7 separate regions of the Mus musculus genome follow, and all the other regions are linked to region 6. Evidence: chromatin loops called from intact Hi-C (ENCODE). Cell type or tissue: heart. All regions are shown on one strand. Region 1 overlaps Micu1 (mitochondrial calcium uptake 1). Region 2 overlaps Micu1 (mitochondrial calcium uptake 1). Region 3 overlaps Mcu (mitochondrial calcium uniporter). Region 4 holds the start of Micu1 (mitochondrial calcium uptake 1). Region 5 overlaps Mcu (mitochondrial calcium uniporter). Region 6 holds the start of Mcu (mitochondrial calcium uniporter). Region 7 overlaps Oit3 (oncoprotein induced transcript 3).

Region 1 (4,000 bases), 200 kb after region 6:
GGAAGACATTTCAGACTACACAAATTAATATTTAGCTCCCCTCAAATGTGTTAAATCAGACAGCCTGAACTGGCCAACTGTTGTAGAGTAGCAGAACTCTGCCTCTCCCCGCTGCCCTTTAGTGGAGCCCAAGGAGCTAGTGTGGCACGCACATTCCTTGAATACCACCATTTCTCTGTCTCCTCAACTGATCTTGTTCGCGGCTTAGTTCTGTGAAATTGTCCCTGTAGAAAGCTTCCGCCCAGCGGTTTTCCGTAATGTCGCCACCTCCTGGGTACAGACAAGCAGCCTGACTTAGCTCCCTGAGGGGAGGTCCCACGCTCAATGCCTCTTTATCTGTCAGGAGCACAGAGACTTGTATCAGGTCACAGCCTCTGTTACCGCTTGGTAAATCTTTGCAATTTTTGTCGTGGCTGTAATCAAGCCAGTGATTTACATCCGTGTAAACTAATTTAGACCCGCCACCCACCCCCACCCCACCGCTGAACGTGTAAGCTGTGTCTCAGTAAGTGTGGAGGGCCTAGCTGTTCGCCTCTTCAGAGAGTACCATGAAGCACGAATGAGCGAGTAAATAGGGAGAATTTATCATCATTGCCCCGCAACCCATTAATTTGGGCCCCACTTGGAGTTAATGCAGGGCTTACAGTTTCCCCTTACAGCCCTAGTTTCCATACCAAAGCCTAGTTTTTAGAAAATGAGTTTCCGATTCAGCCTTTAATCCCAAGCATAGTTCATGCTGTCTCCTACGCGCAAGGACTCCCTGTGGGCGTGGGAAAGAGGTGATTGTTACTGTCCTTTCTCAATCAGCTTCTCTATGTCGCCTTTTCTAATTTACCCTTTGGTAATTTCATAGATGCATATAAGGTGTTTGCGTCATAGTCACCCCCACCTTCTTCATCCTCCATCCTCCCACTCACCCCGTCCCCCAGTCCCTCTGGACCGCTTCTTCCCAGCACACCCCTCTTATGGTCCTGCCTTTTATTTCTTTAGACTCACTGAGCTTCACCAGGGTAGCCCATGTGAACATGTGCATGGGTAATTTACTGAAGCACAGGCAACTTACCAGGGACCGCTGACAAAAAGTGACTCACCCTGCGCCAGCAGCTGGCCGGCATCAGCTGCCCGAAGCTCGTCAGCCAAGGGCTGGGCCGCATGAGTCCCTTCCCCATTATATGTTGTCTTCATAGAAGGTGATGTAGTTCTCTGTCATTGTAGCTGAAGGGAGGCTGGAGAGATGGCTCAGTGGTTTAAAACGCAGGCTGTTCTTCTAGAGGACCCATATCAGGTGGCCCACACCACCTGCAACTCTGGCTCCAGGGGACCAGGTGCCCTCTTCTGACCTCCATGGGCACATATATACTCACATACACATCATACGTTCACACAGATATACATAAGCAAAAATAAGGATAAGATCGTGTTTTTAAATGTATCTCAAGGTAACAGAAGCAAGTCTGATGGCAGACCTGTTGCTAATACTGGTGTGCATAGTTAATGTCCACTGAGCTCTTTGTGTGTGCCAGGCTGATTACTATCACACTTCAGCAAAATACAAAGCACAAACATTGGATGGATGCACCATCAACTTATCACAGAGAAAGAAAGAAAACGCTGTTGAGTTTGCCACAAGAGAAGTACTTTCACCATGTCCGTATCTTTCCCCATCAGTGAAGATCAAGCTTACAATACTCCTCTAGTCTTAGACTTCTGGTACGTGGAGTTCTTATGCAGACAAAAAGGGAAATGCAAGTAAATGAACTAATAAACTAGTCTGAACCGCCCCTCCTTGGAGAGCCAGCACCTCTGGCTGTTTCGTTCTGAATCGGCCTATCAGCCTCCCCACATCTGTTGTCCTTTGCACTGTCACAGCATTGGTGATACAGCAGTTTGAAAAGAAAATTCCACAGTTATCTGGAATTTTCTCCTAAACTATTGGCACCCATTCTGCAAACTCTGACTTGTTTCTGCAGGCAGAGACAGCAAGGGTACAGTTGCTCTCTAGTCAGTAACAATCTTAGGCAGTCTGCTGATTTCAGAGACACTAGACTGTGCAACTGGGCAATGGCCCCACAGTTAAGAAATAGCCTTATCTTTCCAGCTCCCAAGTCAGGCAGCCCACAACCACCAGGATCAGCTCTGAGGGATCTGACGCCCTCTGCTGGGCTGTGGAAGCACTCACATTACCAACATAGTTTGATGATGATGACAGTGGTGCTGAAGATGTGGCATGTCTGCCGCTGTAATTGGCAGCAAGAACCTGGGAGAATAGGGCCTAAAAATGAGGTGAACTAAGGACTCGTGCAAAAGCCAACTTTATTCAGAGCATCCGACAGTTTTTACTCTGAGTGTTAAGAATCATGTGGATGGGCGGGTGAGATGGCTCAGTGGGTAAGAGCACCCGACTGCTCTTCCGAATGTCCGAAGTTCAAATCCCAGCAACCACATGGTGGCTCACAACCACCCGTAATGAGATCTGATGCCCTCTTCTGGTGCGTCTGAAGACAGCTACAGTGTACTTACATATAATAAATAAATAAATAAATCTTTAAAAAAAAAAAAGAATCATGTGGATGAAGTGTACAGTCACAAGGACAAACCTCTTGTGTTTTTCCACAAAGGCGTAGAATAACTACACTTAGGAGAAGCATGAAACACATGCCAAAAACAGTTATGTGTTTCAAAGAAGCCAAGGTCACAAGACTCTTGTCTTCTTAGGGTTTTCTAAAAAGCACTCAGAATTCTCATTCAACTCCATCCTTGAACTGTATCCCAACAGTTAAATGTGTGTCCTGCAGAGCACCTGAGTTCAGGTCCCAGCACCCATATCAGGTGACTTACAACCTAACTCCAACTCCAGGGTATCAAGTGCCTTCTACTCCGCCTTCTACTACACGCTCGCTTGCGCGCACATGCGCGCGCGCGCGCACACACACACACACACACAAGCACAAATCTCAAAACAATAGTAATTCTTAAAATGTAAAAGATTATCTCAAGGGGGCTGTGGACCCAGCTCAGAGATACAATGCTTGTCTCATGAGCCATAAGGTCCTGAGTTCAGTTCCCAGCAATATATTTTAAAAAAAAAAAAAAAAGAAAGAAAGAAAAGAAAGGATTCACACCATCCTGGGCTACCTAGTGAGATCCAATCTCAAAAAGTTAATTAAGTAAATTAATTAAAAGTAAATTAAAATCTGAGAAAAGATCAATAGAGATAATTTTACATGTATTATCTAGCTTAACTTTGGCAGTAACCTCAAGAGAAAGATACTGTCATTTTACCCACATTATAAATAAAGTAACCAAGGCTTGAAAGGGTTAAACAGCTTGCCTGGAGGTACACATTTGGTATTTGTCCAAGGGAGGAAAAAAAAAACAGAGTCTCTCTGACTGCCAAGGCAATTTTCTTGCTGCCATGTTATATTGGATTCCCTTCTATAACACACCAGCAATACCTTTGAAGTGGATGCAAGGGATAGCCTGATCCTTCCATAGCCAGAAGAGACTATGGGGCTGCATAAAAGTGTTTTCCAGGGGCTGCCAGATTCAGAGACTGGATGCAAGGACCCCCAGGAGTCTGGACCCTGAGACTCAGATTTCTAACTTAGAGGACAGGGTCTTTCTGTGTTTTGATCCAGCTATTCTCACTTCCCTATGGGGCACAGTGCTATGCTAACGCTTTACTTAGCATCTCTCCTTGCGTGGATTCTATAAAACTTGATGACATGGTAGCTTTCTAATAGCAAGTGGCAGAAGGCACAGAACTTTGCTGATGAGTTCTTTTGGTTCTCACTTTAATGAATAAGTGTACCTGCCAGTCTTGCCTAATTTATCACTCCAGCCTGCTTCCAGATCTCAGTACAAATTGTTTTGGCTTGCATGGAACTGCCATCCCGCCCACGAGCTCCTGGGAGCTTGTCGCTGTACTTGGCTGTGTGTATTGTTTCTTCCGGGCTTGTTGTATGTGAAGTGACCCTGCAAAAGCAAGCTGTCCTTCCTA
Region 2 (4,000 bases), 210 kb after region 6:
GTGGTTTGAATAGGAGTGGCCCCTGTAGACTCATTAGAATGCTTGGCCCATAGGAAGTGGCACTCTTAGGAGGTGTGACCTTATTGAAGGAAGTGTGTCATCACTGTGTAGGAGGGCTTTGAGGTCATCTATGCTCAAGCTCTACCCAGTATGGTTGCACAGTTGCCTGTGCTGCCTACAGATCAAGATGTAGCTCTCTCAGCCCCATGTCTGCCTACACACCACCAGATATCGCACCAGTGATGACAATAAACTAAACCTCTGAGCCTGTAAGCCAGCACCAATGAAATGTTTTCCTTTTTAAGAGTTGCCATGGTCAAGGTGTCTCTTCATGGCAACAGAAATGCTAAGAAAGAATACAAGATGGGAGTCAGGCATGGCGGGGCACACTTAGAGAGCTGAGGCAGCAGGATCATGAGGTTGAGGCCAGTGTGGGCTGCACAGTGAGAAGTCTATGTCAAAAAAATAAGTGTACACATGATCTCTCCAGCCATGTAACATCTATCCATGGCCCTTGACATTTTAGTCAGTAGATCCCCGAAATGCAGTCCTCAAAACTCCCAAACTACCATTTAGTAGGTCTTCAACTTTAAAATGTTGAACAAGTAGAATGTTTGTGTCTGTTAGCAGATGTAGTGTGTGAAACACCTACCACCTACCTTCCCCCCCCACACACACACACGCCCTCTACCCCCACCCCACCCCACCCCACCCCACCGCACCCCTGCCAGCTTGGCCTCATTTAAGCCCTCAGAACCTAATGGCTTGGGGCTGGAGCTCAGTGTAGAGCCCTTGCCTGGTATGCACAAGACCCTGATCCTCTGCAACATGAAAAACCTCATTAGGTAGCTTTACCCCAGAAGACCCCGTAGGCTAAACTGAGAGATGCTGGCTGTCCAAAGTGAAAGCATAGAGCTGAAGCCATGAGTTTTGAAGTCGGCCAGGCTGCAGAAAGGACAAATATTGATGTTTAAGCCTTTTGGGTTCTAATTGCTTGATAATAGTGGAACATGTTACCAAAAGCCAAGTTTGTGTCTTCAAAAACTAGTAAAAATACTAATTTGAGCATTGAAATTGCTACTTGAGGCTCTCCCCTAGAAACTGCCCTTGAAACACAACAGAGGAATGTTTGTGCCTTTAGAGGGTGGAAACTGAAGGCTTTTCATGAACCCTGAGCAAGCCAGCCGCTGTCAGGTTTACAAACAAGAAGCATTTCAACTTCGAATCTGCCTTGTTCCACCCTGGTAGGGAGTTCCAGAAAGGCAGGCATGTCTATCCAGATCCTCCAGGCCAGCCCAGAGAGCCGCGGGGCACAGCTTTGGGGTAGACCCTGCCTGTAAATACATTCTGTATGGTCAACTCCAGCTCAGCCATCTGACCCTACGGGAAACCTGCTTTAAACAGTGCAAAACGTTGCCCGCTTTCAGAATTTTTATCAGTTCCTCCGTTTTGTTTCAGGATGGCAAATTGAGCCATAAATCAAACTTAAATCGAATCCCCCCAAAACTTTGGGTTTTGTCAGAAATTAATCAGTTCTGTGCAAGAGACGGAGTGACGGATGGGAACTGCTGTGGGCCCGAGTGGGAAAGGAGCCTCTGGCCTGTGGTGGTGATGTCGATTCCTTTGCAGGAGGAGTTGTGCTTTCCTTCAGCCGGCTCTCGGCCCCGCCCCTCCTCCCCACTGTTGTAGCTTATTCAGAATATCAGGGTGCTGCCCTGAAGGTTGCAGAGAAGTAGGGAATTTTGTGAATCCAGATGGACTACATCTGCTAACCCAGCTTAGTCAATTGCACGTTGCCTCAGGCTTCTTGTCTGCAAAGCAGAGCCAAGAAGCTCCACCGACCTGACAAAGATTTAAATGAGAGAGTGTACGGGGAACTTCTGGAGTGAGGTGCATGCGCAGTAAAGAGTTGTTATTGCGGTGTAGTTCTTGTGGCTTGTATACTCTGTGACTCATGAGGGAGGAAGCAAGACTGGAAAGAATCTACTCTTGGATATTTCCATTTTTATCACTGTCTTACATGTGTCATCTGCCTAGCAGAGGTCCCCAGGGATCTTCCTTCCCATGCCGCACGGTGACTCACACAGTGCTGGACAAGGAGAAGACGGTGGGGACATGCTTGTTGACATGAACTTACTTAGTACCATCTGACATCTGTGAACTCCCTCTCAGGAGAGCAGATCAACCCTGCCATGTGGGAGTGTGAGGACATTCTACCATCCTCCTGTCCTTTTGGCCCCTACTTGGCCACTAGGCCTACCCTGCCTTTTATAATTATTATTATTATTATTATTAGCCTTAATCAGCACTAGAGCTGGGCAGATATCCACCCTCTAAGCTATTAGAATCTATTTCCCCATTAATAACCCTGAGTTATAATTCTCCATGTTTCGTCTGAACTGCTCTTAACTTCAGTTGGCCAGTCCTCATAGCCATGCTTTCATGACTCTCCTACCCATGACATCTTCTTCTCCCATCCTCTCCCTCTCTCATGGTCTCCTCAGATCCCAAGCCTGGGAACTCCAAGCCCTGCCTATATCAATTCTGCCCAGCTATAGGCTGTAGGCATCTTCATTCACCAATCAGGAGTAACTTAGGGGTCAAGGTGACATTGCATCACTTGAGTCTATGTGCAGATTTTCTCATCCTTGGGGGCAACCAGGCCTTAGGGACCAGTATTTAGCATTATAATACATTATAATAATATAATTCTAATACATAGCAAAAGACCAAACCTCAACATTACGTGTTACATATTACATAGAACTAACATTGCAACTGGGACCAAGAGAGCTTCCTTGTCCTGTTTCTAAATGAAATCTCAGTGCTCTGATAAGCTTAGATTAGCTCAAGGTTCTTTGTCTTGTTACATATTTCTCTTAAGCATTATTGATGTCCTATCATTCAGATATCCTTTTTGAGAAAACTTGTTAATTACATTACGCTTGTTTGAAATCCTTAGGGATCTATTTGATTTTTGCATAAGCATGATTGATAAGACTTAAAATCCTTATTTTAAGTCTTCTCTAAGAAGCAAGGTCATGGATGATCTTAGAGACTGGTTATTACTATTAATGTATGAACTCTCGAACTCAGGAGGCAGAGGCAGGCAGAGCTCTGTGAGTTCGAGGCCAGCATGGTCTACATGCTGAGTCCCAGGCCAGCCAGGAACTCATAGTGAGAGCCTGTCTAAAAAGAAGAAAAGAGAAAAATTGTGAAATTTTCTATAGTTTTAAAATTGGCCCTGTTCCTCAAGGATGCTCCTGACCCAAGGGGGGATGGGGAGGGGTTGTCTGTTCTGAGTTTAACTGTTTGGTTTTATTATTATTGGTGCATATTAGTAACTCAGAGTAATGACCTTCATTGTGATGACGTCACACAGGCGTTTAAGCAGTTCTGCTTTCTCTGTGAGGAACCAAGGGCCAGATTCATTTCTCCCCTCAAACACAATTGATCATCCCACAGCCCACACCAAAATACCTTCCATGTAACTCCCAGAACACTCTGTCTGCTTCCTCCCCAGTTTGAACGCCATGACCCGGTAGATGGGAGAATCTCTGAGAGGCAGTTCGGGGGCATGCTGCTGGCCTACAGTGGAGTGCAGTCCAAGAAGCTGACCGCCATGCAGAGACAGCTGAAGAAGCACTTCAAAGATGGGAAGGTAGGTTGCCTCGGATACAGGGAGAAATAAAACCATGGGAACCTCTGGGTTTTGCAGAGGTATCAATAATAATGAGAACGTGTCGTGAACCATTCGGGAATGAATACATCTCTCAGCTCTAAGGCCCAAAGAGAGAAGAATAGTGAACAGTACACAGAGAGTAGGAGAGAGGGTAGAATAACCCCAGGTCTCTTGATCAAAGCCAGATGGCTCCATGCACTGGAACTGAAGAACATTGAAAAGTTCATTTGGATGGGAAGAAAGATAGTATTCTGTTGTAGGTGCCTTGGATTTAAAATAACTATAGGCTGTCCACGTGGAGATGACCACAAGGCAGCT
Region 3 (4,000 bases), 120 kb before region 6:
TATTTTAATTGGTTTTTCTTTCGGGTTTAAAATTTTGATTCATTGGACTTAATTTCAGTCACATTTAAGAAAGACAAACAGCCAGTCTCTCTTCCACGGCAGCATGGCTGGCTTCATCTCACCTCAGACAGCATCCTCCTCCTTTTCCAAATACTTATATGAATTTCAGTCTGTTTCTGAACAAAGCTTTGCTCTATCCAGTGATCTGTCTGCTCGCAACCAGATAACCACGATGATGGTTCCACATTCTGGGTTTATGGTAAATTTTAGTATCTGGTTTGGTTAGTTGTCAGGAGAACTGAATTGGTAGTATATATACTGCACTTAGAACAGTGCCTGGTCTACAGTGAGTGTTCACCTGTAAGTGCCAAGCATTTTGTTTTGAGACCATGCTAATTCCATGGGTTGACATAGGGGAAACTACCATCTGTATTATGTCAAGCCTTTGCATCCAGGAGTCTTTGTGGTTTGAGACAGGGTCTCACTATGTAGCCCTGCCGACCTGGAACTCACTGTGTAGACCAGGCTATCTTCAAACTCACAGAGATCTACTTGCCTCTGGAAATCTAGGTGTATGCAACTATACCTGATGTAGCCTAGAATCCCATGTCTCTCCTTCCGAATCTTTATCTGTATCCTAGAGAAGCATTTTACAGAGTTCTCCTCACAGAGTTTGCATCTGTTCCCATGACTACTGTCTGCATTGTAGTGTAGTAACCAATGCTGAATGCATCACCCTGAGGTTTTTTCCTTGTGTGCATCCGCAATGTCTCTACTGGCCTGTTATTTACTATCATTTCTGAGGTGCTCTGCTTTCTCTGTGAACTAATCTGGGAATTGTTCATTAGGAAAGTCTAGTCTCCTTATATTTATTTATAGGAATATAAAACATATATTTAGTCTTTTCCAGTATGCAGTTTTAGAGTCTTGTGTTTGTTTTTCTTTTTTTTCTTTTTGTATGTACGGAAGATTAAACCCAGGGCCTTGACCATGATGGGCAAGCAGTATAGTCTGGAGTTTTATGGGTGTTTTGATCACTGCTTTCTTGTTAAATAGTTTCCTTGTGAACTAAAGCATGGCGATGCATGCTTGCAGTCCCAGCACCCTGGGAAGGGAGACAGGAGGATTGCAAGCTGAGTTTATAACATTGGTTTTCATGACTACTTGGTTCCCTCTCTCCCCTTAGCTCTTCAAATGTCATCCCTGCTGGGAAAGGTCTACTCTGGCCCCTCATGTTAAATACTGATCCAGCGTTAGCCTCTCCTGATTGACTTCAGGTATATACCCCTACCCAACATGCTTAGCTTTCCCCTGATTTTGGTAAGTTCAATTCTTCTAAGTAAATTGCTCACTTAGTTTATGGCTGTATTCTCTGACCCATGGGACAAATTTTGATTGGTTCAACCACTGACAGTGCTTGTGAAATAACAAGTCCTCGTCAAATAAATGCTGAGAAAATGCTAGCTTGTGGAAAATATGTATTATGTTACAACAAAAATCTTCCCTCTGTTATGAGTTCTGAGGCTTTTTATGTCCCTTTCCTGATCAGTTTAGTTCAGGTGTCCATTCTCTATCTGCCTTCCTGCTTTCTCAATGCTCATTGTGTGACATTGTGGCTGGGTCTTTCTTAGATGACCGTTGGTGGCTTTCATAAAGCATGAGTTTATTCAGTATTAGTCCTTCGTCCTCCCCACCGCCCTGTGGCAGCCTCAGAGATGCAGGCACTGCTCTGTGGATACATCTTAGTTCTTAACATTAATCTTTCCTGGAGTCCTTGCTAAAGCCCTGAATGTTGCTTTTGGGGTGTCTGAGGCCAACCACTGACTCTGAAGAACTTGCTTGTCTGGCTTTGCTGGGGATCTGCAAGCACGGGTGTCACCACTTGAGGTCTCTCCAGACATCTGTCTGGCCTTCACCAGATCTGGCTGCCACCCTTTATACAGAGTGTTGTGGGGCTGCTCCCTGGTTGTGTTGAAGACAAAGCTTAGAATTCAGTTTCTTATCTCCTTCCCAGGCTATGGTGTGAGGAGAGAAGGGAGGGACTGGTACATTTTCTGGACCATTATGGCTATGCAGTGGCTTTTACCACGACCATCTGTGAACAGGAAAGAGCAAAGTGCGAGGAAATCCCAGGCACCCATCACTCCCTTCAGCAGTTAGCAACATTTTGCCAAACTCAGTTTATCTAGGCCCAGCTAGTTTGCTTTCTTCTTTCCCCAGTCAGTCAGTCAGTCAGTCAGTCTGTCAGTCAGTCAGTCAGTCAGTCTCTGACTCCCTCCCCTCCAGCTCTCCTCCTCTGTCTCTCTTTTGATGTTTATGAAATACATTCCCTATGATCAAAGCTGGCCTGAAGCTTGCTGTCTAGTCAACAATGATGCTGAACTCAGGATCCTCTCACCCTCTTCTCTACCCTTCATGTGTTAGGATAATAGGCACTCACTATCATGCCTCATTTCCCCCCAGAACATCTTAAAAGACATCGGAACCATCAGAATACTTCACCTGAAAATACTTCAGATCACCATTTGCTGGAACATTGTAAAAGCCAGAAGCCTCTATGATTTTTACGAATTGTCCTTGGCGATATATATATATATATATATATATATATATATATATATATATTGCAGTCAACAGTACACGACATGATTTCTGTTAGATGCTGTAGAGCATGGACTGGCGGGCCAGCCACCTCTGTTTGTAGAGTTTTAGTGCAACACAGCTGAGCTCACTCATGCCCACTGCAGGTCGACTGACTCTCTGTCTGAACAGCAGATTTCAACAGCAGCGGTGAGAGGAATGAGTAATTGCAACAGAAACCACGGGGTCTTAGAAAGCTAGAACGTCTGTAGTGCAGCCCCTTAAGAAAGCCTTAGCTGGCCCTTGCTATAGAATACAGCTTACATGGTGTGGGGATAACTCTCCAGACCATTTCTGTAGTGATACTGACAATCGCAACTAAAAATTATATTTAGAGGCAGGTTTTCAGTGTTGCACAGGTTGGCCTCAGACCCCTGGGCATAAACCACCGTCTTCCTCAGCCTCCCAAACAGCTGTGACTTACAGCCACCATCCCAGGCTATTATTTATTGAACCGTCCACACACAGATATTGGTCTGTAATTTTTTTTTAAAGATTTCTCATGAGAAATTTGTTGAGACTAACATAAACAAAAATGATTTTGTTCTAGCCATTTCTCCTTGAAATATGGTAACAATACAAAGGAAAAACAACAAATCAAACACAACCAGGAAATGGGTAATGAATGCTCATCATCCTCACCCCCATACCCTGTGATCCCCAGACCAGAATTATCCATGCTGCATCTTTTTATTCTTGATATGTCACAATAAAATAGTAAGCTTTCTAGTTTTCTTTTGTTCTAAAGTAGCAAGCATCTCATAAATATTTGGCCAATATTAACATTAAGAAACACATCAGGAAGTTTGCTGGGAGCCAAGAATGGTGCTAGATTTATATGTATATGGTATGTGTATATTAGCTCCTGGGAGAGGGACACAGGAGTTCAGGGCTAGCCTAGATGACAGAAACAAACCACAAAATCAAATCAAACACAAGTTTGTTAGTTTGTTAGGGATGTGGAAGAGTGCAAGCTTAGCATGCATAAGCCCTGGGGTGGATTCTCAGCTCTTCAACCAAAACAAAACCTGAGCAAACCAAGCAAGCAAGCAAGCAAACACCAACGAACAACAAAATAACTAACAAATAGTTAATAAAAAGAAAGACATGCTAGGTAAACAGTGCATATTCTTCATATAGGGAGTGACCAAAATCAAGGTGAAGAGAGAGAGTCTGTGGATGGCATAACAATACCCAGGGAGAGAAGTCTCTGGGAGTCTCTGGGTACCATCAATGCTAAATAAAGAGATGGGCTAGCACCACAGACCCTTGCAAAGAAAGTAAGTTTTTATTTTTTGTAAAGGGCAGTCCACATATCTGATAAGTAACCTGAGAATGTTAGGGAAGTGCAAAAACGTGT
Region 4 (4,000 bases), 86 kb after region 6:
AAGGAATATTTAAGGTTTAAAAAATTTTTTTTCTTACTTATTTGAATATAATTATTTCTGGCCATAATTATCAGGAAAGAACATACACACTACAATAGCAACTAAGAACTTAACTTCTAAATGATACTGGACTATACTAGTTCCTCAACAAGAATCTGTGGGGTGGCAAACAGCTCAATTCTAGAGGGCTTCCTAGACTGTACAAAGTTCGGTGTTCAGTCTCCAGCACTACAGAAGAGAGAGGAAAGCTTTGGAAATCTGCATAGGTTTTTAAAGACTATAATTTATAAAACTCTGAAGATAGATATAATGAAGGATGGGGAGTCTATTTTGAATTCATTTGAAAGAATTGAATGGAAGGCTTATGAAATGACACTCCAGTCACTCAGATGCCTGTCTCAGGAGAGATTCACTTTTCACTGTGGTGTAATAAGTTGAGCCTGCTGTGGTCACACCTGGAATTGCTACTTTTATGTATGTGATAAAAATAGGTAACTAGGAAATGCTTGAAAGCATGTCAATTAATATGTTGGCCCAACTGAAAGAGAAAAAAAACTTCTCTCTCTCTCTCTCTCTCTCTCTCTCTCTCACACACACACACACACACACACACACACACACACACACACACACACACAAAATAGCGCAGGATTTCTAGTATAATGTACTTTTGCTATACTGAAGACAAAATAGAGATATTTTATTCTGTGGCATGGAGGGGAAAAAAAGACCCAAATCCATTTCTTTTCCCATTCAACACCTACATGGAAATCACATGGGACTATGAAGATCCAGATTTCTGAGCACCGTTCTAGTCCAGTGAGTGTATCTTAGGATCCAGGAATCTGTGTTATTTTACCCTGAGCCAGGCATAGTAGTGCATGCCCACAACCCCTGCACTTTGGAGGCCAAGGCAGGAGGATTACCATGAGTTTGAGAACAGCATGGGTACCCTAGCCTATATAAAAAGAACTGTCTCAAATAAAAACCTAAACCAAAAATCTCTCCAGTTAAGTGTGAGGCATTTGATTATCAACATGGCATGGGAACTACTGGTGTGGGGCAGGGGAGGGATACCTGGATATTTCTTCTTATATTTATTTACATATTATTATGTGTGTGAGTATGTGTGTGGGGTGACACATTTGCTATGGTACATGGATGGAGGTAAGGGAAAAATTTGCTATTTATGTAGCTGAGGACAACCTAAAGACAATTCCTGATCCTCCTGCCTCCGTCTCTACAGGGGTTATAGTCATATACCAACATGCCCAACTTAATCATTGTCTTCCTTGATCTTGATGGATTTTTATGTTTGGCTTGGTTTTTCAGACAGGATCTTATAGAGCCCACACTAGCCTCAAACTCACTATGTAACTAAGTATGGCTTTGAACTCCTGATCCTACTGCCTCTATCTCTCAGATTCTGGGATTACAGTTCTATGCCACCACATCTGGCTGAAAATTTTATTCAACAATTTATATATTGATGATTTTTTTTCTCTTTTCCTTATTCAAATAAAGAGTTAATTTATCCCGTGAGCCTCCAAAGTGTTCTATGGTATTTACGATGCAATGTGAAATTTACAAGTTTCAGAGATAACAAGATGTGTGTCCCAAGAGAAGACTTTTATTCGCTCTTTTCTCCTTCCCTTTTTTCATGTATGTATGTATGTATGTATGTATGTATGTATGTATGCATGCAGGTATGTGTGTTCCGCAGCATGGTTCTGAAGGTTAGGAGACAACTTGCATCAGTCAGTTCTCTCCTTCCACCATAAGTGTCCTGGGACTCAAATACGGGTTATCTGGTTTGGTAGTAAGAGCCCTTACCTGCTGAGCTCCTCTGTTTCATAATTTGACACAGGTCTAAGTAAACCACACTAGCCTCTAAGTTCCAAGTGTTGGGAGACTAGCGGGGACTTCCTGGAAGGAGTGAACGTGGAGAACTGGAGGTGGATAAGATTAAGATACATTATATCTTACGAAACTGTCAAAGAATAAATAAAAGATGTTCCTAAAATAAAACCAGTGTGAGCCTCTAGACTGGTGGGAAGAACCTCGTTATCAATTTCCCACTTACGGAAGAGCAGGGTTTAACTAGAAAGAGGCACAGGAGAGGTGGACTTTGACAGCAGAGAAACAAAATCAGCAATGGAATGCAGGAGGGATTTTGCAAATCTGCCGGCATTCCCGCCTAAACAGCGAGGGCGTGGCACCGACGTGTGGGCGGGGCTGAGGACAGGGCGGGCCCCCAGGCGAGGGCGGAGTCTTGACTCGGGGCGGGATCCGAAGTGTGGGCGGGCCCCAGAGAAGGGCGGGGTTGCCTCTCCGCCCCGCCCCATTTTCCCCAACTCGGTTCCTCCCTGCTACGTTTCATCAAGATCCCGGCAGGCCCAGCGGCTAAGGGAGTCACGTGAGAGTGGGCGGAGGACGCAGAGCGGGGCTCCCCGGCATTTGCGTCTCTATGGTTGTCAGAGGTGGGCGGCATTCTCCGAGTTGCTGCTAAAGCTGGAGCGCGGACGGGTGAGTGTGAGGAATCTGATCGCCTGGAGGCGAGTTTAGGGGAGGGGAAGTCGGCGCATTTTGGGGACGAGCCTTTCGTGTGGCTCTGAGATCCGGCCACTTTTCAGGTCCGCCAGGGACTGCTGCTGTCTTGGTGATGCTGTTGGTGATATGCTGAGGGGACTCTCGGTCCTCCGCTCCCTTCACCCTATCACCCCTTATCCCTGTCAGGGAGAACTTGTAGTGCCCGGCTTCTAGCCTCAGAGTGCATCCTCTCCACCTGCGGCCAGGACACACTAGTTCTCCCGGAATTCGTGGATGTGGTCAGAAGTAGATGGAGGAGTTTAGAGCTGTGACAGAAAGATAGATAAATACATGTATTGGGGATAGAGAAGATGGGGCGGGGGGATCATTGGCCTTTTAGAAAAGCAAAACAAACTGCAGACTTCTCGGACTGTTCCGTTTTTTATCCTCACCAGCAACTTCGCGTTCTCATTCTCCCTTTCTCTGTCTGTGCCCAGTCCCAGTCGGGGCTACCCACACGATGTTTCGAGAATGAGCCAGGTATTACTGATTATGTGGGATGCTAGAAGAAGAGTTTAAGGCGGACTGTGTTTTATAATAAGTTGTCACCTTTATAAATCCGAGGTTTTGTCTACAGTCCCTTTCAGGTGCTTGAAGTGCAAATATTTGTGCATGTAAATAAATAATTAAGATTAAATAATTTTCTTCCTGAGACATTTTGGAAAGACCTATTTTTTTCCCGCTTGTTTATAAATACATGTTTTGATCCACTTCTGGGATGACTCCCTTAATAAACCTCTGTTTACTTTAAAGCAGTCAGTAGGGTCAGACAGGGAGGTGATTTAACAGCATTAGAAAGGAGTGTGTGCTGGAGATGAAACACATCTGTTGGGGAGTTTAGGTTTCACTGATTGTCAGCCTTTGAGACATAACAAACAGTTGGCGGACTCGACCATCCTGAATGTTTGCCGGTGTGGACAATGTGATGCTTGTTTAGAATCTTATCCTAAAGAGTTTAGAATGCCACTTATCCGGGAAGATGTTCTGGCCACCAGTTACTTTGTTTTGTTTGAATTCTTTTTTGTTCTGTTTTTTTTTTTTGAGGTAGGTTCCCCACCCCCATCACTAGGTTTGGCCTTAAAGTCTGAATCTTTCTGTCTCTGCCAACTGAATGGTGGGTGGGATTACAGGCCTGCCCAGACCTTACAGACTTCAATGGGTTCGGTCCCCACTTCTCATCAATCTTTGATTCTGTTTTGCTTAAAGACATCACCCTGGCTACCTACTGATGCCAAGAAAGAGTCATCAACACCTAAGTATCCGCACAGGGGTCATAACATTCAAAATAATATTAGCAGAAAGTGAAGATTCTGGAATGGCTGGTGTGCCTGGAGAGAATGATAGGAGCCAATGATAAAGCCAATTCTGGTAAAAGCAAGAGCATCACTGCCTTTATTATAGTTTCATGGAG
Region 5 (4,000 bases), 160 kb before region 6:
ACACAGACATGGACACAAATACATTACACAGATAAACACACAAAACACACATAAATGGACATACACTCACATACCACAACCTTCCCCACCAACAGACACACACACACCACAGAGAGACATGGACATACACATACTCACACCACACAGACACAGACACACACGTATACCACACACACACACACACACAAACACACCAGAGAAGGGCAGCCAAACACTCTAAGGAAGAAAGGCCTTCTGGTAACTGTTGAAAACCTCTGCAATCTCAAGACTATGGGGAACAAATGAGGATTTAGTCACCCAAATTAAAGGGACTGCAGGAGTTTGAAAGAGGGGCTTCTGTGGAAAGGAAGCGTGTCTTTAAAACGCATCCCCCGGAATGACCTCACGAGTACCCTGCCCAGCCCTCCTCGGCTCTCCCACAGTGCAGTTTGCTTTTGGCTTTAGCGTCCATCCAGTTGACTTGGAAAGACTTTGGATCAGTCATTGTAGAGAGAATAGAAGAGGAAAACAACAAGAAAACAGAAAAAAAAAAGGGTCTGAAGAACTGACTATGAAAAAAGGAAAAAAAAAATAGCTCTAAAAATTCCAGTGTGTTTGTGTCAACAGCACAGCTGGGGCTCACCATTTTCATCACGGTGAGGGCACACAGTGTACAGGTGCCTGAGAGGCTGAGGTTGGAGTGTCACCTGGAGTCACAGGCCAGCCTAAGGCGGGCATCCAGACCTGTCTCTTCAACCACAAACAGCAAAGCCAGCCGGGGGGCAGCTCTGCCAACAGAGCACTTGCCCAGCAAGCCTGGGGTTCTCACCTCAACCCTCAGCATCTCCTAAACCTTCGGTGGAGTCAATCCTAAAGGAAGGTGGAGGCAGGAGGACCAGGAGTTTGATTCATTCCCAACTGCTATACAGTGAGTTCAAGGATAGCCTGGGTCACAGAGGCCACTGCCTTAAAACAAACAAACAAACAAACAAACAAACAGAAATATATCCTTCTAACAGGAAGCCAACCCCCTTAAAAAACCAAAAAACAACCTTTTAGCTAAATAAAGTTTTAATTAACCACCTTTATACTGGAAACGGTCGCCGTCTCCTTCCCTCCGCCTGCCCGATTGCAGGACCACGGTTATCAACGATAACAATGCTATTGAAGACAGGGCTGGGCTCGTTTAATTCTCATAGGACTTACCTGAGCAATTGCATCCTTGAGCTGATTGTATTTCTCTAGGTCGAAACGTGACTTTTTGGCTCCTTTATGGAAAAATAATAAGTATTGTCTGTCTCTGGCTTCTGGATAAACATATTCCTACAACACAAAGGAGAAATTAGCCATTAGTCCTCAATAGTAGTATTCTAAAGACATTTATTAACTGCTGGTTGATAATTCACTGTTGGTTAGACTCAATACAATAAGCATTCATAGACAGACCCACATGCTGTGTTACATATTTAGTTATTTCTTAAATGTTGTTTGCCTTTGTGTTTCCCTGGGCTCAAGCTATCCTCTTCCCTCATCCCCGCAGGCAGCCGGGACTACGAACACTTGCCCTGTTCCAGGCTTTGGTTGCTCTTTCTCGGCCAGAGTCTATTCATTTCCAGTGCTTCGTGGTATTGTACTGTAGCCCACCAGAGTGTTATTGTCTCCTCTACCACGACTGAAGCTGGGATGATTGCAGGTATGTGCTAGCATGCCTGGACTCACCAGATCTTCTTCTTTCAAGGAATTTGCTGTCTTACAAAGATTCTTCAGGCTGAGAATGAATGTAGTGTGTCATTGTAATGATCCTGAAGTGTTTAGATGTTGCTTAACAGTCATTTAGCTCATGGTGCTAATTAGAGATGCTAGTTAGGTAAGCCAATATTTAGCCTAAGGAATTATGTACATTTAACCGGCTGATGTTTCTGGTCAGAGGTGTGACCAAACTGGTTACTACTGCTATGTCATAACTTGTCACTTGGGGGCAGTAACAATACTCTGGAAGTCCAGTGGAGCAGGGACACAGGACAGACACAGCATTAAAGCTACGAGTACAAGATAATGAAGAGCTGCCACTGTGTTCCAGACTAACACCGCAGTCATGCAGAGCCCCAGTGAGCGTGTACAAAGCAGAGCTCTCTGGGGCAGTGCCACCCCCTCAGCCCCTCCCACCAGCCCAAGCAAGTCTCTGTGTACATCAGGATGACCTTGAACTTGCAATACTCCCCGGCCTCTGTTACCTATGCGCAAGAATACTTCTTTTCTCTTCTTTCCTTTCCCTTCCCTCTCCCCCTTCCCCTTCCCTTCCCTTTCCTTTTCTTTTTTAAAGATTTATTTATTTATTATATGTAAGTACACTGTAGCTGTCTTCAGACACACCAGAAGAGGGCATCCCATCTCATTACAGATGGCTGTGAGCCACCGTGTGGTTGCTGGGAATTGAACTCAAGACCTTTGGAAGAGCAGTCAGTGCTCTTAACCGCTGAGCCATCTCTGCAGCCCCCGCCGCTGGTATTTCTACTGTTATTCTAGATCCAGGTGACTTCGTTTTCAGAAATAACTACTCACAAATGAACTCAACAGAGGGAAACGGGATATAAACATTTATCAGGAAGGGAAGCTTGGGGGCAGGACACACTCGGGTTCAGTTCCTGGGCCTACGGTTTTCAACATGTAATTCTTTTCCTAACAAGCCTTACTTCTTCATCTGTAGAATGGGTATGTAGTTACAGAATTGAGACTAACTAAATGAGTGGCTATATATTCATGCTTTTTGATATAAAATATATGATTCACCTCGGAAAAAGGTGCACAGACATTTTTGCAGATGTGAGAGGGCTTAATCTTTTCATAATCAAAGAAATGCAAAATCCATAGGGAAATGCCATTTTAAAAATTTTGCTGACTGACTGGAAAGAATACATCAAAGAGTTTCTGAATTTAAGATGTAACTGGAAAGGTTCTAGTGTGTGCCCAAGGGTGTGGCTGCCTTTTATTTTCATTTGTTCACTTCATTCAGTCCTTGAGATATAAGGAACCACACATGTTATAGAACAAGGGAGTGAGATGTGGATGACACCAGGCTATGCAGGTGTGGTGGAGCACATGAGTAACCATGGCACACTGAAGGCCCAGGCAGATGCCAGGCCACACTGAGTTACAAAGTGTGAACCTGTTCCCCAAAGCAAGCAAACCACAGCTTTACACACACACACACACACACACACACACACACACACACACAGACACACACACACACACAGACACACACACGTAAAAGATATTATAGTCTCCTTTGAAGGAAAAGACACTGAACTAATAATTGTGATAACGCACAGTGCAAGAACAATAGAATAATACACTGCAGTGTTTCACGGGAAACGGGAGACAAGGAGCTGTAGGAAACTGGTTAGACGTTTCTGAAAGGTGGAAATTCAAGTAAGCCTTGAAATAGAATGGAAAGGAACAAGGAGAGCATTCCATACTGAAGACTGGCATGGGGAGGGGAGGGCAGAGGAGGGCAGAGGAGGGAAGAGGAGGGGAGGGGAGAGGAGGGGCCCCTGGGGACTAGAACACAGTGCAAACACAGGTGAGCTGAGAGTCATTTAAGAATGGACAGCATCAGTTGTGAAAGCCCTGGCTGAGGAGGAGGAAGAGGGAAACTGAGGCAGGCTGCTGGGCGGATGGCATGCTTGCCAGCTCTGCTCCCTCAGTGACTGCTGTGAGTCACAGGATCACAGCAGACCCGGGTAAGCATTCAGAGGACTGGACAGTCCACTTTCTGCCTTCCCTGCTAGGTATGTATGGGAGGCTGGGAAAGGTTCATTACAACCCCCACACAACCCTAGAGGCACAGTCACTGATCTAACGGCAGGAGGGACATGCCCAGTTCAAAAGCAGCCGCAGGAAGCAGCTCTTAGTCTGCTTTAGACAGAAAAGGGAACCTGGGGAGTCTTGTGTGTCTCAGCTGCTTCAAATGTTTGTTATTCAAGGCTATGCTGCTTAGATCCAGTATGAGAGACATAGA
Region 6 (4,000 bases):
CTGGACTACATTTTAATGGGGGAGTTATGCTTATAACTGTGCAACCACGTTGACCATTTTATTCAAGTTCTATTTGATCTACGCTCCTTTTAAAACGATGACTCTTGGCTGGCTGAGCACGGTGGCACATGCCTATAATCCCAACACCAGAGAGAGGAAGAGCAAGAAAAGAGGCCACTGGACCTCCACTATATAGTGAGACCCTGTCCCAAACAAACAAACAAACAAACAAATGTGACTCAAGCCAAGAAGCAGCAGCAGCTATTATTAGCTATGACCCTTGGCTCCAATTTGCTGTCCCTACTACTGCTGAATAGGAGTGCCACAAGCTGGGCTTGTGATCGGGTTCGATGCAGACTGCCATCTGCTGCACACACGGGATGTGTCCGCTTGGCCCCAGTGCCTCCCCAGGTAGGATCAAGTGGTTTATTCCATAGTCTCCTACCACATGTGTCTCAAAACCATATCCACTTAGCGATTCCTACTCCTGGAGACTGTGGAACACAAAGACTTCCCTGGCAGACAAAGGGTTAATTTTATAAGAGAAGGGAGAGATACAAAGGCAACTGTAGTTTAGGATACAATAAAAAGAAGACCAAGAGGGCAGCAGTCTTCTCAGCTGCGCAATCTTGGCCAAGTCTTTCTCTTTTCTGGGCCTCAATTTCAGGCTTGAAATATCAAGAGTTAAATCCGTAAGAGGCATCTTTCAAACGGAATGCCACATGAAGAATCATAGAAAATCGGATGGGGGTACCTTCATGATGGCTTTAGAGCAACTGGAACAGAAATTCAGAATCTGCTTCTACGTGTTGAAACAAGCACGTTCACCTCTTTTCAAACCTTGGACTCCTAAGTTCATTTACAAGTCACCATTTCCATGACAACACTTCTGCCCTTCAAAAATAACACTTCATTTTTAATTGTGCTTTCAGTTACAGATTCAGTTCATCACTTTTACCCACCCCAGAATAGCACAGAAGAATATTGTCTGAAGTAGCTCTACAAGGAAGACACACACAGAGACCGGTGCATCTGAGGCACACATTTTCAAACACCACTTGAATACCACACCCAAACAGTATTAAGAACAAACTGCAAAATCGGAGGATGCTTCATTGGAAAACAAAGATAGCTCGGGAAATTTTCCAATAGTTCAGAGGGAAAAGACTGCCATCACATTTTGGGGGTGGCCTGTATGTCTTTCAGAGAACATAACTGGAGGCTATCATACATGCAAATCAGAATTGAACTATAGAAAAACTCGGCTCTCACCCAAAAGCTTTAGCAAAGCAATGTCAGTATGCCAAATATGAAAAAGTACAATCTTCTCACAAGAAGGAAGCTCAGGTCCATCACTACCACTAATAATAGCAATACTATCTTGTATTCTCAGCGCCTCGGTTCTTTTCATAGTGCGTTCCCACAATTTTATGCTACCACAGGTCTAGGGCTATCCTCTCTGCAAAGCTCTAGTCCTTTCCTCTTAGGAGACAGGGAAACAGAACAAGACAGATCATGATGCACGGGCTGAAGGCAGCACCTTCTCTATTGGGCCAGCTGCAGTGAGCCTTCTCATCACACTACACAAGTTCACCTTATGAAATTAAACCTACACTTGTTCTCTCAAGAGTTGGCCAGAGACCAACACATATGGGCCTCGAAAGTCCAAAGGAAGGGAACCTGCTGACCTGTTAGGTCAAGAACTCCATGCCAAGCTCAGGTACCATACCGCCAACACTACACATACACACGCCCCTGGGCTACTGACAGAATTCCTTCTTTGCCAAGCAATGAAACCCGGCAAGAACTGATTAATGGAATCACTAAATCTCTCCCTCTGTGAACAACTTGCCATGCCGCCTCTCTTGTGCCTGCTGCCCTTCCTTTGGGCACGCGTGCACAACCCTCGGAAGGGACCACCGGGATCTTTAAGAACCCGAGGGGATGGTGTTTGCCTCCTGAAGCAATGCAGCATCCACCTCGAGGAAGCAGAACACGCACAGGCAGGGGACCTGATCAGAGAAGGATAAAGTTTGATTTTCCTCCCTGCGTGTTCCTAGGGGGCCGGGAGAGGGCGAGGCAGCAGCCTCCTGGGGTCCCGGGGTGCTCTCCGGGGACAGTTCCCAGCAGCATGGCACTGCCACTCTCCTGACACACCGGCAACCGCGGCAACTCCGGACGCTCCAACCCGCCCAGAGGAGGTGAGAAGGGGACAACTTGCACCGGGCTCAGTTCGGGAGCATTGGAGCAAAGCTGTCAGAAACGACGGAAGGAGGGACCGAGCCCGGAGGCGGGTCAGGGAGAGGTTCAAGTCCCGTGCCTTCCCCGCCCTGGCGTCCCCAGTCCTGCGGGAACATCCCTGCTGTCGCCCCTCCTCCTCCTCTCCTGCCTCCCGCCCGCCCTGCCTTCTCCGCCGCCGCCGCAGGCGCTGAAGGACACGGCGGCTCGGTGGCCCGCCACCCCGGGGCGGCCGCGAGTTGAGGGAAGTCGCCGGGCGCCCCGGCCTGCCCGCGGCTCCCCACGCCGCCCCGCCCTCCCCGGAGCCGCGCTCGCTCACCGTCCGGTGCTGCTGGTGCGGCCGGTGGCGGCTGACGCCCAGCCCGGGAAAGCAGCCGGCAGTCAGCGCTCCGCAGCCGCCGGCGCCCCCGCCGCCGCCCCGGGAGCAGAGCAGCAGCAGGAGCGATCTACCTGCGGCGGCCGCCATCTCTCAACTGGAAACGGCGCTGGCCCAGGCAGCGCAGCGGACGGCAGGGGCGTGGCCAAGACCCGCCACTCAGCCTCACTAGGCCAATTGCAGTCCTGAGTCAAGCCTCTGAGGCGGGGCTTCCTGCAAAGTCCAATCAAAAGGCGGGAGAATCCCGGCTTCGGGCTGTCTGTCACTTCCAGAGTTACCTTACGGGCAAATTCTAGGGGACCGGTCTCTGGCGTTCGAGCCTCTGGGAATGGAGCAGTAAGGGATTGCCCGTTCGATTTGGCTAATCTTTACCAAGTGACTTGATAAGAGAGCTAGGGGAAATAGATACCTGTGCAGAGCTTGTTCCGAGTTGAGTTCTGAGTGTTCTAAGTTGTCTGCCTAAGCACCCAACTGGTCATTTTAAGGAGGTTGGCTACAACTCTCGACCGCATGTCTAAAGTTAGCATCCATAACAGATAGCATTTGGATGTGCCGAGACTAACCCTGAATTGTAAAGTTATCCAATGGCAGTGCTGTGTAGCATGGTATTAGGTAGAATGGTTGTAGCTTCAAACTCCCAGGATGAGTACCTGCCATTGGGCTGAATGAACAGAACGCTACACAATTGAAACATCTGATTCTTTTCCCCAGCACCCTTAGATCCGCATTCCTCTCTAAAAGCAACACTGTTCGTTACCATGTTTGACCTTGGTCTCCCTTTTAAAATAAACTACAAAAACAGAAGACGCCAGCAATGTAATAAAGCCATGTAAAGATGAACCAAGTTTCATAATTTTGCTAAGATAGCAAGTAGAACACAGTTGAGAATAACTTTTTTTTGCGGGGGGGTCGGGGATACGGGGGACTGTCATTATGTTGCCCAGCCTGACCGGCAATGCTCTATGTAGCCCAGGATGACCTCAAACTCACCTCCAACCTCACCATCCCCAGTGCTGGGGGTTATAGGTATGGACCATCACACCCAGCGTAGAATTACCCTTTTTGTTGTTGTTGTTGTTTTGTTGTAGTACTTCGGATTTTTGTTGAGATTAAGTCATACTACATCCTGAGGCTAGCCTTGAACTTATGATCGTCCTGCCTCAGCCTCCTGAGTGCTATGATCACAAGCATGAACCATCATGCCTGGCTTGGACTGACCTCACTCAACTTTCTCTTGAAAACACGACTTGCCACAGGACAAGGTTTCTCAACCGATGGGTCGCGACCCTTTGCGTCAAAAGTTTTTTTCACAAGAGTTTCCCAAGGCTATCCTAAAACACAGGTATTTACATTATGATTCAAAGCAGTGGTAAAATTACAGATATG
Region 7 (4,000 bases), 180 kb before region 6:
ACAGACAAATTTCTGTCATTCGAGTTGTCCCATGCATTTTTGGTTTGCCAATGGCTGGATCAAAAGGTGTTTATATTAAAATCTAGTAAACTTAAGAGTTGGATCCTCAGGCACACTGGCCACTTTCAATGGCTTCATAAGAGCAGACTGTGTGGTTCCAAACTGTTCCTGATCACACCGTGAGCTTGTGCTGTGCTTTAGTTGTGAGCAACAAAGACAAGCTCAATTGCAAATGCTCAGAGATTCACTGGGATGTCTCATCGATCCCGAGGGACCATTTCTGCCCTGTGACTAGTTCTTACCAAAGCAAGTCTGCCCATCTGGGCCCAGCGAGGTTCCTGGAGAGCATGCACACTCGGTGGTATCCAGGCAGTTGCCGTGACAATCCTCATCACAGATGTCATAGAAATCTATGGAAGGACAACAGTTACCTTCTGTGAGTGGTGAGGCTCAGAGGACCCTGTCTTTTGAGTTGTCTCGTGAATGCAGGCATGGGCCACATGTTCCTGACATTTCTCATGGCTCAGGGACTGTATCATCAATGGAGTAAGACCAGCTGCTCATGGGCAGTTTGGTCCATTCAAATAACCAATTCGCAGCTACAGACCTCAGGCCCATGGTGACCAGAGGACTTCAGCAAACTAAACACATTAGTGCACATGAACCTGGTCATGCTCAACTGTGGTCTCTCCAGAGTATGCACAGGAGCTGGGAACACCAGCTTCTATGGGCTCTGCGTTTGAGCTTTACTGTTTAAAGGTGTTTACGAAGTCCCCAGATTTTGATGGCATTGGTGATGTAGTAATTCGCTTCTAAGTATTATTGACACTAAGTTGCCTCTTCCCGTTATATATCATGCCTAAAAAGCATCAAAAGCAAGCACAAAGCTACCGTGTGGATGTCTGGGCATCTATCTGTTCACCCATTGGTCATCACTACACAGGTAGATTACTGAGGGCTCTTCCATACTCAGGAAGGTGAAAATCCATCACTTCTAATCTTGTAATGTTTTAATTTCTTTTCTTTTAATGAAGAAATAAGCATCACAATAACTGGCTTTCATACGGTGCCTTTCTCTTTAACTCCATCTGTGGGCTTGCTGGGGAGGGAAGAGAGCACAGGAGGGTACTTACGGCCACAGTAGACATGGAAGCAGACGCTGGGTCTGGCCAGCCGATACACGTAGTAGCCTCTGGGGCAGGCCTTGACTTCCACCGTGGCGTTCCACAGACAGCAGTTTCCTTTGAAGCTGGCACAGGCCTGGCGTTGCACAATGCCATCCTCTTCTAGGGGGTGGCTGCCATTGAGCCAGACAGGAGCATGGGTCCCACAGTGATTTTCCGGTATGCAGAAGGTAGGCATGGCATCTCCTGCCATCCCCGTGAAGCGATACCACTCCCCGTTCATATGGTTGTCGCAAAGAGGTTGATTCTGGGACTCGTCGAACTGGTGGTCAGTGTTCCTCCAGGGCTCGTTCAGACTGATGTAAGCGGAACAAGGATCTAGGACTGGGGGTGAAAGAGGACCCAGAGATAGCCGGTGATGTTTCAGATCACAGTGCCAATGACTGGCTACATCCACCTCGCTTTTGCATTTTGATTTGTCAAACAAAAAGTGTGTGTATGTGATGTGATGTGATGTGATGTGATGTGATGTGATGTGATGTGATGTGATGTGATGTGATGTGGTGTGGTGTGGTGTGGTGTGGTGTGGTGTGGTGTGGTGTGTGTGTGTGTGTGTGTGTGTGTGTTGTGTGGAAATTCTGCTAATCAAGATCGAAGTCTTCTGAGACTTGACACGTAATGGAGGACTCCCTTCATTAGCAGGGCTCCTCCTTCTCTGATTTTGTCTGGGGAATTCAAAACGTTCACACATACCTCCATGCCCCTGTCTGCAGGGCATTGTCATTCGTTGTAGGTACTCAAAGGCTGTGTTCATCTCTGTTCCCCTTGCCCTCCCGGATCAATATCAGCCTATGGTCCCTGAGGGCGGGGAGAGTTGTGTGTGTGTGTGTGTGTGTGTGTGTGTGTGTGTGTGTGTGTGTGGTGTGTGAAAAAGGGGGAAGGCCTTGAGTTACCTTTGCAAAAGTGGCAGTCAGGTCTTGCCTCAGTATGAAGTCTGACTGAATAAAGAATGTGGAAAGCTCATTCCACAGAAAGGGAAAGGCCCGAGGCACACGGCCAGTTGCTTTGAAATACTCTGCAGCTTGGCAAGAGCAGGCAGGAAATAACTTGACGGTCTGGGGCAAAAAGTGTTCAGGACATTGTGCTTTCTGGAAATGACATTTGTAGGATTGTAAATTCTTGCTTGTGCCACCTTCTCTTCAAGTTTTGCGAGTTCCTTCCAAAGTCTTTAAAATGCCTCCGAGCTGCCCCAGCAGAGTGCCAGCTGACAATTCAGTGCTCCCTGAAGAGATGTCCTCAAATTCCCTCCCTTCTCCTAGGGGGAAGTCTCCTCCACCCCTCTGGCTATGGCTCTCCAGCCAAGCAGGGCTTCCAGAACAATTTCACAGATGATTATAACTTCATAGAAATATTTCACTCATCTCCCTGTCTCTAATTTTACAAGAAATGTTAGACTCTCAACCTTTCATGGCATTGACAACAACTCCCGTAATGACTATTCCATGATTTCTAAAGTTTTCCTTAAAGTTAAATGTCATTTCTTAGACTGTTGGAAAGTTCAGTTGCCCTCCTGTTGTAGAGGAACAGTGGCGTGAAGAAGAGATTGACCCTATATGAGATGTCACACAAACACAGTTGCTGGATATTTGCTAACATTACATTCTTCCACACTCTTTTAAAATTCCCATTTGGTGTCAAATCGTCTTTTTGCTCTCAGTGTGGAGCCAAGAATGTGGCATTATAGAAACTGATCCTAGTTAGCTCAGACAGTCCTCAGCGACTTGAAAGAGAACAACCCTGTATGTTTCTCTCAAAGTCCCCCTCCCTGCTAGAAAGCTCAGCGGCTCAGCAGAACACTTAGGAGCTTGGATCTTATACAAAGACCAACCACGGGGCCTGAGCAGACGTATTTGTGTCCCTATCTTGTTATCCTGGAGGCTGGTGTACCTCGAAGGCCCTGTACACTGTCCAAGTCACAGTTTTTTCAGCCCTTGTGCCTTTGCTGTGTCTAGAAGCTCCCTGTCCTGTCCCCTGCTTCTCCCTGTTCACCTCTTCTTTCCTGGGTTCCAAGCACTGAGAAGCACCATTGATTATTATTACCTCAAGCCTGTGGTCATTCACATTGTTTTAGTTTCTATCTACAATGTCCCCTGTCCCAGGATCCCATCCAGGATATTGTAATACGCATATCTCCTCAGGGTTCAATCAGTTGTTGTTGTTGTTGCTTGGTTTCTGTTTTTCAAGACAGGGTTTCTCTGTGTAGCCCTGGCTGTCCTGTCCTAGAACTCACTCTGTAGACCAGGCTGGCCTCAAACTCACAGAGATCTACCTGCCTCTGCCTCCTGAGTGCTGGGATTAAAGGTTGTGCCACTATTGCCTGGATTCAAACTTTGTGTGTGTGTGTCTATACACACATATGTAAATTATATATATATTTAAAGGTGTCAGTGTGGCCCAAGTTACTGCAGAGAAACCAATCTAAGCCAGTCATACACTGAGCTACACAGAAACACCCAGAAGGATCCTCGTTGGCAAGTTTTATGCCAAGCCTGAGAAGTTGCTTGGTCTGTGCAAAAAGTCACTCATATTTTTAAAGGTCAAATTTAATACCTGCTTTATCCAGGTCTGCCCCTTTCATGGGGACAGAACATTTGCTCCCTTTTACTCATTAAGGAAAAAGCTCTACTCTCATTTCTAAAGGAAAGAAAATATCGTTTCCATTCTTAAAGTTGGAACTCTAACGTCCTTACCCTAGAAAGAGATCTAATTTCTTTTCACACATACTCCCAGAACCCCTTAGCTCATAGGAAGGTTGTAGAGAAAAAAGGTCCTTGGAAGTCCTAGCCACTCAGGCAGGAAGCTAAAGGAACACGAAA

The links. Hi-C counts contacts between places; a loop is a spot of excess contacts. Peaks named below come from ENCODE experiments on the same cell type or tissue, not always from the same donor. Only the 100,000 strongest peaks of a DNase experiment are listed, where the experiment ranks them.
Region 1: a loop joins it to region 6, with 2.5 times the contacts of the local background. A loop is called at or near these places in 7 of 42 quality-filtered maps.
Region 2: it touches region 6 in a loop (1.9-fold over the local background); 6 of 42 quality-filtered maps call a loop at or near these places.
Region 3: a loop joins it to region 6, with 2.0 times the contacts of the local background. A loop is called at or near these places in 14 of 42 quality-filtered maps.
Region 4: a loop joins it to region 6, with 6 times the contacts of the local background. A loop is called at or near these places in 15 of 42 quality-filtered maps.
Region 5: it touches region 6 in a loop (10-fold over the local background); 3 of 42 quality-filtered maps call a loop at or near these places.
Region 7: a loop joins it to region 6, with 2.4 times the contacts of the local background. A loop is called at or near these places in 3 of 42 quality-filtered maps.

What each region holds. Positions count from the first base shown.
Region 1 is chr10:59,812,875-59,816,874 of GRCm38, forward strand. The region is part of intron 8 of Micu1 (mitochondrial calcium uptake 1); the gene reads left to right. Among named protein-coding and RNA genes, the nearest start is that of Gm23803, 2.9 kb to the right of the region's middle. In heart, CTCF peaks have their summits at 281 (motif pointing left) and 2,164 (motif pointing left); DNase peaks (open chromatin) are centred at 1,087 and 2,097; H3K4me3 peaks cover 288 bases; H3K27ac peaks cover 1,253 bases.
Region 2 is chr10:59,823,666-59,827,665 of GRCm38, forward strand. Micu1 (mitochondrial calcium uptake 1) reads left to right here. Exons shown (of 12, transcript NM_144822.3): 9 at 3,524-3,661. Among named protein-coding and RNA genes, the nearest start is that of Gm23803, 7.9 kb to the left of the region's middle. In heart, no CTCF peak of the experiment used is centred here; DNase peaks (open chromatin) are centred at 1,676 and 2,056.
Region 3 is chr10:59,492,345-59,496,344 of GRCm38, forward strand. All of the region lies in intron 1 of Mcu (mitochondrial calcium uniporter), which reads right to left. Among named protein-coding and RNA genes, the nearest start is that of Oit3, 53 kb to the left of the region's middle. In heart, a CTCF peak has its summit at 1,865; no DNase peak of the experiment used is centred here; H3K27ac peaks cover 532 bases.
Region 4 is chr10:59,700,162-59,704,161 of GRCm38, forward strand. Micu1 (mitochondrial calcium uptake 1) reads left to right here and starts at 2,402. Exons shown (of 12, transcript NM_144822.3): 1 at 2,402-2,526. In heart, no CTCF peak of the experiment used is centred here; a DNase peak (open chromatin) is centred at 2,410; H3K4me3 peaks cover 1,841 bases; H3K27ac peaks cover 1,401 bases.
Region 5 is chr10:59,450,021-59,454,020 of GRCm38, forward strand. Mcu (mitochondrial calcium uniporter) reads right to left here. Exons shown (of 8, transcript NM_001033259.4): 7 at 1,186-1,302. Among named protein-coding and RNA genes, the nearest start is that of Oit3, 10 kb to the left of the region's middle. In heart, a CTCF peak has its summit at 1,952 (motif pointing right); no DNase peak of the experiment used is centred here; H3K27ac peaks cover 189 bases.
Region 6 is chr10:59,613,967-59,617,966 of GRCm38, forward strand. Mcu (mitochondrial calcium uniporter) reads right to left here and starts at 2,726. Exons shown (of 8, transcript NM_001033259.4): 1 at 2,558-2,726. The coding sequence starts at 2,704. In heart, CTCF peaks have their summits at 332 (motif pointing left) and 2,067; a DNase peak (open chromatin) is centred at 2,785; H3K4me3 peaks cover 2,124 bases; H3K27ac peaks cover 1,285 bases.
Region 7 is chr10:59,437,408-59,441,407 of GRCm38, forward strand. It overlaps Oit3 (oncoprotein induced transcript 3), which reads right to left. Exons shown (of 9, transcript NM_010959.2): 2 at 1,134-1,508; 3 at 303-410. Among named protein-coding and RNA genes, the nearest start is that of Gm36318, 2.3 kb to the right of the region's middle. In heart, no CTCF peak of the experiment used is centred here; a DNase peak (open chromatin) is centred at 2,184.